3 separate regions of the Mus musculus genome follow, and regions 2 and 3 are each linked to region 1. A link is a loop called in an ENCODE intact Hi-C map of the cell type or tissue named here. Cell type or tissue: heart. All regions are shown on one strand.

The links. Peaks named below come from ENCODE experiments on the same cell type or tissue, not always from the same donor. Only the 100,000 strongest peaks of a DNase experiment are listed, where the experiment ranks them.
Region 2: a loop joins it to region 1, with 2.7 times the contacts of the local background. A loop is called at or near these places in 5 of 42 quality-filtered maps.
Region 3: a loop joins it to region 1, with 1.9 times the contacts of the local background. A loop is called at or near these places in 5 of 42 quality-filtered maps.

Annotation. Positions count from the first base shown.
Region 1 is chr12:71,884,512-71,887,011 of GRCm38, reverse strand. All of the region lies in intron 1 of Daam1 (dishevelled associated activator of morphogenesis 1), which reads right to left. Among named protein-coding and RNA genes, the nearest start is that of Daam1, 55 kb to the right of the region's middle. In heart, no CTCF peak of the experiment used is centred here; DNase peaks (open chromatin) are centred at 401, 1,021 and 1,781; H3K4me3 peaks cover 546 bases; H3K27ac peaks cover 2,500 bases.
Region 2 is chr12:71,935,155-71,937,654 of GRCm38, reverse strand. It overlaps Daam1 (dishevelled associated activator of morphogenesis 1), which reads right to left. Exons shown (of 26, transcript NM_026102.3): 4 at 1,025-1,096. Among named protein-coding and RNA genes, the nearest start is that of Gm40440, 100 kb to the left of the region's middle. In heart, a CTCF peak has its summit at 1,168; a DNase peak (open chromatin) is centred at 894; H3K27ac peaks cover 2,400 bases.
Region 3 is chr12:71,980,961-71,983,460 of GRCm38, reverse strand. It overlaps Daam1 (dishevelled associated activator of morphogenesis 1), which reads right to left. Exons shown (of 26, transcript NM_026102.3): 23 at 708-768. Among named protein-coding and RNA genes, the nearest start is that of Gm40440, 58 kb to the left of the region's middle. In heart, CTCF peaks have their summits at 1,527 and 2,147; a DNase peak (open chromatin) is centred at 2,000; H3K27ac peaks cover 2,171 bases.

The sequences.
Region 1 (2,500 bases):
AACAAGACCTCTGAGTACAGCAATATCCAGAAAGTAAAGCCAGTTTTAGGGAATGGAGAGGAAGATGATTAAGGCCTTTTTGTTTTTTTAATTGGCAAGAAGCTTCAAGTCTTTAAGAACACCTTTCCTAGCACTTTTCCTTTGACAGTGCCAGTGACAACACAGGAGATGTGTAACATTTGCTTTCCACAAAGCAAGACACAATGAGTACCCCATGTTAGGGGAAAACGTGGCAGTTCTGATGACAAACAGTTTGCACTGATTTACACACTGTTTTAATTGGTTCATTGGGGGCCTCCGCCACACATTTTAAAGATGTCTGTCCATCCCAAGGGAGCGGATCACTCACTGGCTATCTTCCCAAGGTTTTTCCACACCGAGAGTTGATTCAAAGGAAACTAGAGCCTACACAGGCTGGGGCCAGGAAAGGAGCGAGAGGCATGAAGCTCCTGCCAGCCACCCACTAACCTAAGAGCCAACAGAGTTTCTGCATGTACTCACAAGTTTGGTAGGGAGCCTTGGTCCTTCTCTAGCTCTGTTATTCTCACCAGGACAGTCTGTTTCACAGTAAATTCTCCAGCTAAAAATCTCAACACCAAACACAGGCATTTCTGTACAATGGATGATCTCCGACATTTCTGAGACAAAGTGAGTTTAGGTCACTTGCACAGAGGGCCAAGGGCAAAATCTGTATGCATAAGAACCTTACGGAGAAGGGTGGGACTCTGTCTCCATCCCAGCTGCCGTACCAACTCCAGCTGCCGTACCAACTCCAGCTGCCGTACCAATTGCTTTCAGAACCTCCTCCAACATCAGTTTACTTTTCAGGGCGTCCAGTGCAGTTTGTGCTGCAGCAATACAACTCAAGACCTCTTATCAAGGAAATGTGAAAGGGAAAGAGCTTTGCTTCTTTCTCTGGCCACCCCTCTCCTCTCACATTCCGCTTGTCTGGTTTCATTTCCCAAGGACACCAGATGCCAAATGCCAAAGAGTCATGAGATACAGCCAAAGGTTGCAGAAGCATCTGAAAACCTACAGATTTCAACATCCTTTCCACCAGGAAACGGAAAGGGCGTTTCTCAGGCCATCCAGTGAAGAGACGGCCCAGCCCTTCCCACACACTTGGTCCCAAAACAATGTTCTAATGGGGCATGTCTTGGAGTGGCTCTGGGAAATTCACTCAGCAATCTGCTCACTAATCCCAGTGGCTTCTCTGATGCAAGAGGAAAAAGAGGAGGGCATCCCACTCTGGCCCCACCCAGACACCAGGGAAAACAAATTCCTAAAAGCCAAAATAGCCAAGGACCCCCTAAAAAATAGTACTTAGGGTCCACTGGTCATCCAGGCAGGCACAGGAGCGTACATCAAAAATGCAAACCTATGCCCTTCCTCCCTTAGCTTTTTACTAAATGAGGGAGGAGGGTCCAAGTGCACTCTACAAACACCCTCAGACCAGACCAGGACTCAACCAGCAAGTACATGTACTCTTAACTGTGTTTCCAAGTTCCTGCCTCAGATCCTGCCAGAAACCCTGCCTGCCCCCCTCCCTCACCACCTTTCATGGGGAGAGCAGACAAGGACACCACTAGATTTTCACCCTGAAAAAACTGGCAGGTCTAATCGTATGACTCAATGTGTTAACCTCAGGTTCACAGTATAAATCCCTAAAGCCTACAGAACAGTGTTCTTGGTAAGGATGTCTGTGTTGCTCACATGACAGAAACCAGCGTCTGGGAGCCAGGACAGCTCAATCATCTGGGAGAGAAGCCAAACCAGAAGTGTCCCAGGAGCTCTCTCCTCACCATGGAGGTGAGGCACTCATTGGGCAGCAGACCTGCTGATAAGCCAATTGAAGGTGAAGGCCAAAGTTCTCCCACTGGGTCCCTGTCTTCACTGTCTCTGAAAGACTCACTTGAAGCCTGTGCAGACAGACACCTTGAAAAGTGGAGGCTACAAAAACACAAGCTAAGAATTCCTGGCCAGCTGTGTTACACCAAACCGTCAGTTATTTAAGAAGACAAGCCTTACTCCTTAACAAGCAAAAAGATGTAGAGTCCTGAGTCACCCTAGAGCTTTCAAGAAGAGCCCGGAGTAAGACCATTCATCAAGGGGGAAGGACACGTGTGTTGCAAGACACCAGTACATGTTTGTTCCTTCCATGCTCTGGTACATGGTTGACGAGAGGGCCTCCTGAAGTCACTCTTCACAAACTCCACATCTATGGCTGCCTTGATAACAGCCCACAGCAAGCACGCCGAAGGAACTTCAGGTTTAAGATCAGTTCACACGAGCAGACAAAGCAGTGGTGCCGGCCACATAGAACACACCTGCATATGACGATGGCTGAGAAGGAGACACCATTAACTTCTTACTACTGGAAACAGTTCTGGCAAATTCTCAGAGAGAAGTTGAACAGATTGCATATTATATGTATTCTCTTTCGATGACTATGTTCTAAAACTTCAGAGTTTACCAGATAAAGATATGCTGGGGTCCCAGA
Region 2 (2,500 bases), 51 kb before region 1:
TCAAGGTACAGCAGCAGAATAAGAAAGAAACAGGAAAGAAGAGGAAGAAACTGAAAGTCAAGGCCCTGCAGAACTTAAATAAGAGCAGCAAATTCATGGATCCGGGTTGGTTTTTACCTTTTGCAGTGGGAGTAGCAATAAAACCTAGATCACATTAAAGGTCTTGGAGTGGTAAGACAGCTCTCCATGAGGACCTGGGTAGAGGCAGCAGAGAGTAGAGCACTCGGGAGAGTAGAGCCTTCTATTTCATATTATCAACTTAAAGTTGGATACAACCCATTCTGAAAATCATGAGAATGCCATGAGAGGCAAAGACTTCGACCTTCAGTTTTCATCAATGGCAACAGGATTTAAGCTACTAAGGTTCAAAGGCTGGTGACTTATTTTCTGTTGTGAATTTTAGCTATGATTAATAGATGATGTTCAGGCTGCCTAGAGTGCTAACATCTCAGAGGCCAGAACTCAGATACTGAGAACGCAGTTTAACTGCTAACTATAGATCACAGCTTTCCCTAGAGCATTCTGATTATTACAGCATTTTATCAAGTCATGTTATGATTCTGTATATGAACCTCTCGGCCACCAATGAGATCAGGAAGTCAGGAAGGAGCTAAGTTCCCAGAGAGAGGGAGATGGGTATGAACATGATGAAGGGACAGTTAGGTCATAGAACTGTTAGAAAAGCCTACAGTCCACAGGAGTGTTGTTGCAACACTCCCAATAATTAGTCACAGCAACAGCAAGTCCAAGTTGAATGCAAGCCATGTTTCAAATGGCATTTCCTCTTATAACATTAAGACCAATCATATGTTAGTGTGTGTAGATTCTATTTAAAACACACTAGAAAAGTTACTTCACTAGGCAACCTTTCAGCCCCTCGTCCCCAACACCTCAAACACTGAGTGTCTGGAATGGAATTTGGAAAGGTAACAGCATTCAGAAGGGCTTACTCAATCAAGCTCATTGTGCAACTGTGTACTCTGTACCCTATTTTAGGCTGTCACAGAATGTAAGTAATACTTACAGCAGCCATGGAATTGAGCTGATCAATGTAGAACTCGGGCCAACTGGTTGCTCCCTTGTTTTCTTCCTGGTCCTACAAAAATGAAAAGAAATAAAACAAAGTAAGAAAAAGTGACAAGGTAACACATTACCAGAGGCCCACATGGAGCAGCAGAGAGCTGATGTCCTGTGCATCATGATGGTGGTCTGCAAAGCCACGAGAATACAGGAGACACTTATTGTTTTACAGTATCGGGTCATCTACTTAAAGGGTACATGGGAATTGAATTCACGCCAGGGAGTAACATTTTCTTTTTTTAGTGACATAATGGTACTGAGAAGGATATTCTAGGTCTCATGTCACACTGAGGACTACATGGGGATGTCACAGCTGTATGAAATTCAAGAGTGAAGGAGACCTGTCTTTACAGTGGCCAGAGACATGGCCAGTTGGTGACTAGATTGTTTCTATCAGTTATTTAGATTTCATTGTGAAGTAGGATTTCATTTGATGTGGCTGAAAGGGGCTACTGACACCGGTGGAGTTAACAAGAGAACACATGTTAGTCCCAGGCACAGGTCTCCTGCTGACCCAGCTCAGGAGCTATGTTAGAAAAACGAGTGTGCCAGGCAGTGGTGGCACACGCCTTTAATCCCAGCACTTGGGAGGCAGAGGCAGGCGGATTTCTGAGTTCGAGGCCAGCCTGGTCTACAGAGTGAGTTCCAGGACAGCCAGGGCTACACAGAGAAACCCTGTCTTGAAAAACAAACCAAAAAAAAAAAAAAAAAGAAGGAAAGCAAAGGAAAAAAGGAAAGGAAAAAGGGAAAGGAAAGGAAATAGAGTGTGTGTCTGCTAAAAAGACCTGAAACCCAAACCCACCTCAGCTAGATGTGTCTCACAACCCAGGTGACCTTGAGCCAAAACAGCTGGCGCATCTGTGGATGGAGTTCACTGACACGCCTAACCTGGACCTCCCTGTCAGCTGTAGTCTCTGTTGGAGACACAGCAAGCTCAGCCAGGAGGCACGCTGTGCTTGGCTTCCACAATCTCGCACACCTTTGTGCTGAGAGAGGTATTCCTGTAACCAGGACTTTCCATTAAGAGAGCACCCCGATATAATGGGTCACCCAAGGAGAAGACACTGCCATGTACACACAGCGGCTGTCTGATGCCCAAGGAGTTACTGCTATACTGCTGGCTTCAGTTTTTTAGTTTCAGCAGCCCATCCATCCATCCATCCATCCATCCATCCATCCAAACATTCATGCATTGGGCCTTGGAAGAGTGATTTCTAGGAGGAGCTTTTAATTTTAGGCTTAGACCTTATCTCTAAAAATCCCTCCCTTTTTCCCTCTTTCTGTAACCCAGGCTGGTCTCAACTGTAGGACTGTAGAGTGATCCTCCTGATTCAGATTTCTAAGTGCTGAGGTTATAGCTATGAGCCACCATTACTCGCCCTACAAACACGCACGCGAGCGCACGCGCACACGCACGCAC
Region 3 (2,500 bases), 96 kb before region 1:
CCCTATCTTCTCCACATTCCTGTGGTTCCCTTTTATCTTCTCTACCTGGGCAGCCCCCCTCCCATGGACCTTTCTACACCATCCTGCTCCTAAGCCATAACTGGAGTTCATCTCCTCCAGTAGGAGCACCTCCTCCAGGATGTGCCAGCCAATCACACGCCTCCAGGCTAGCCTCAATCCAGCCCTTTCATCACGTCTCTCTTTGATCACCACCATGCTTATCTAGACAGGGTCCTGCTGAGGGAACTGCTGCTCTCACCATCGCAGCACTAGAAAGCCTTGGACATGGTATATATGCTATGGCCAAGTGTGTGTTTGGTGAAGACTCCCCTTCCCAAAGGACCAGTTCAGAAGTAGCAGAGGGGTTTCCATCAGCCTGTGGAGAGTCACATCAAACGGTAACAGAACAAGGAAATGGAAGGTTGCCTCACCTGGTCCATTCATGCTAAGGCCTGCCTCCTGGGTTGAATTGTTGGCCCTCCTCACCTACTTCAAGCTCCCACTGCAGGGAGCCTCTCAGGACACTTGGCTGTATGAAACTGAGTTCCTATACTGGGCACAGCTTGTGCCTGCTTCTTTCTGGTCACTCTTATGGAATCATGTTTATCCTGGGCAGAGCACATGCCAAAGGCGCTCCTGTGCTCAAGGTCTGCACACCAGCAAAGTAGTGAGGAGGCCGACAGTCATGGTGGGAAGCAGGTACTCACCGTCTCTACAGCTTTCAGGCCACTCCTCAGGGTGCTGATCTCCTTGTCCAGCTCAGTCATGCTGTCGGAGAGAGTGACATCTTAGCAGTCAGCAAGCAGCTTACAGGAGTAAGTAAGAGACACACTGGCTCGAGTCAGTGCGTGCTTGGAGGCAGGCATATGCTTAGCTTATAAACTATATTCCAGGGACAGTGAGATGGGTGAGAGTGCTTGCTTCCAAGCTTGACAACCCCAGGTTACTCCTAAGGACCCACACGGTAGAACGATAGAAGAAAACAGTTGTTGTGACTTCCAGAGGCTGTTATGGAGCATGCGTGTGTACACACATGTACACACATGTATACACACACACACACACACACATGTACACACACACACATGTACACACACACACACACACACACGTACACACACACACATATGTACACACACACACACACACACACACACACACACTAAATGTGATAGAAAGAAAACATTCCTCTCATTCTCAGATTTCACAAAAGCTACAGCATTAAAAAAATGTAACTTATGTGAGTATAATTTTAATTTTTCTGTACATTTTTTTGTTTCCCTCTGCCAGCAGGTATATGTTATAGGTTAAAAATAGCAGAAGAAAAATGTTTCCCATGAGTAAAGAAATATTTTATGTTTGAATCACAGAGCGCCTCTGCTTCAGCAAGTTGCTATATGTAGAAATGAGCATGTGCTGCGTTTGGCTCTCTAAGAAGGTGGCTCGCCTAGAACCTCATTCAGTTGGGACCCTGCAGCTCACCATGACTACAGCAGTGGGAGCAGCTCGTGGCCTCAGTCAGCAGGCGGTGGCTGAGAGCTGTCCTGGACACTTTTCACTTTGCTGCCTTTTTTGTTTTTAGTGGAGAAAGATTCCTGGGCTTCTTCCATGCTTTCTGTTTCATGGCTTTTAAACACTAAAGATTAAAGCTCAACTCTCACAACCCCACCGTATCAAAGAGCTTGCCGCCAATAGTTCATTTAAAAATAGATCATTTCTTGTGTTACCTACTCTATTTCTTATACCAAGGGAGGGAGGGAGAGGGAGAGGGAGAGGGAGAGGGAGAGGGAGAGGGAGAGGGAGAGGGAGAGGGAGAGGGAGAGGGAGAGGGAGAGGGAGAGGGAGAGGGAGAAACAAGCCACTTATTCTAGGTTGTCAATTCACAGCAAAAGGCGCAGCTTAAATATATGTCTGTCAGAAGGAGGGGTGGAGGGCGGAGAGCGTGGAAAGCTGCCTGTTTCCATCTCTGAAACAGCACGGGATTTGTGGGGAAAGTTTGGCAACTTCCCATTTTATTTTTAGGTTCTTGATTTGCATAACGACTGCTTCCCATTAACCGGCTGCTTGGTTCCAAAGGGTGTGCGTATCTGTAGAAATGACTGACTGGCTCCCTCACATGGAGGCCTTCCATTTGCTTCACCTTGCGTCCCCCTTTGACTCAGAGCTACCTGTGTACAGAAGAGCTGCTCTTCAGAAGCTCTGCTGAGGCTAACTATATGGCCTCACATGCAGCCAGGTGCTCTGCCACTCGGCAGCACCCCTGGCCTTCCATTTACTTTTTGTTGAGACAGTCTCACTAGGTTGTCCAGGCCAGCCTTGACCATGCTTTGTAGCCCAAGCAGGAATTGAACTTGCAGTCCTGCCTTTGTTTTCTGAGTCAGAGAAGCCAAAAAGCCTCGCTGATGCTTATACCCTTAAAAACAAATCAGATTTTACACATGGGGCAGTGAGTATTCCAAAGGACCTAGAACAAATATATATTCTCTAACACGTTTGGCTG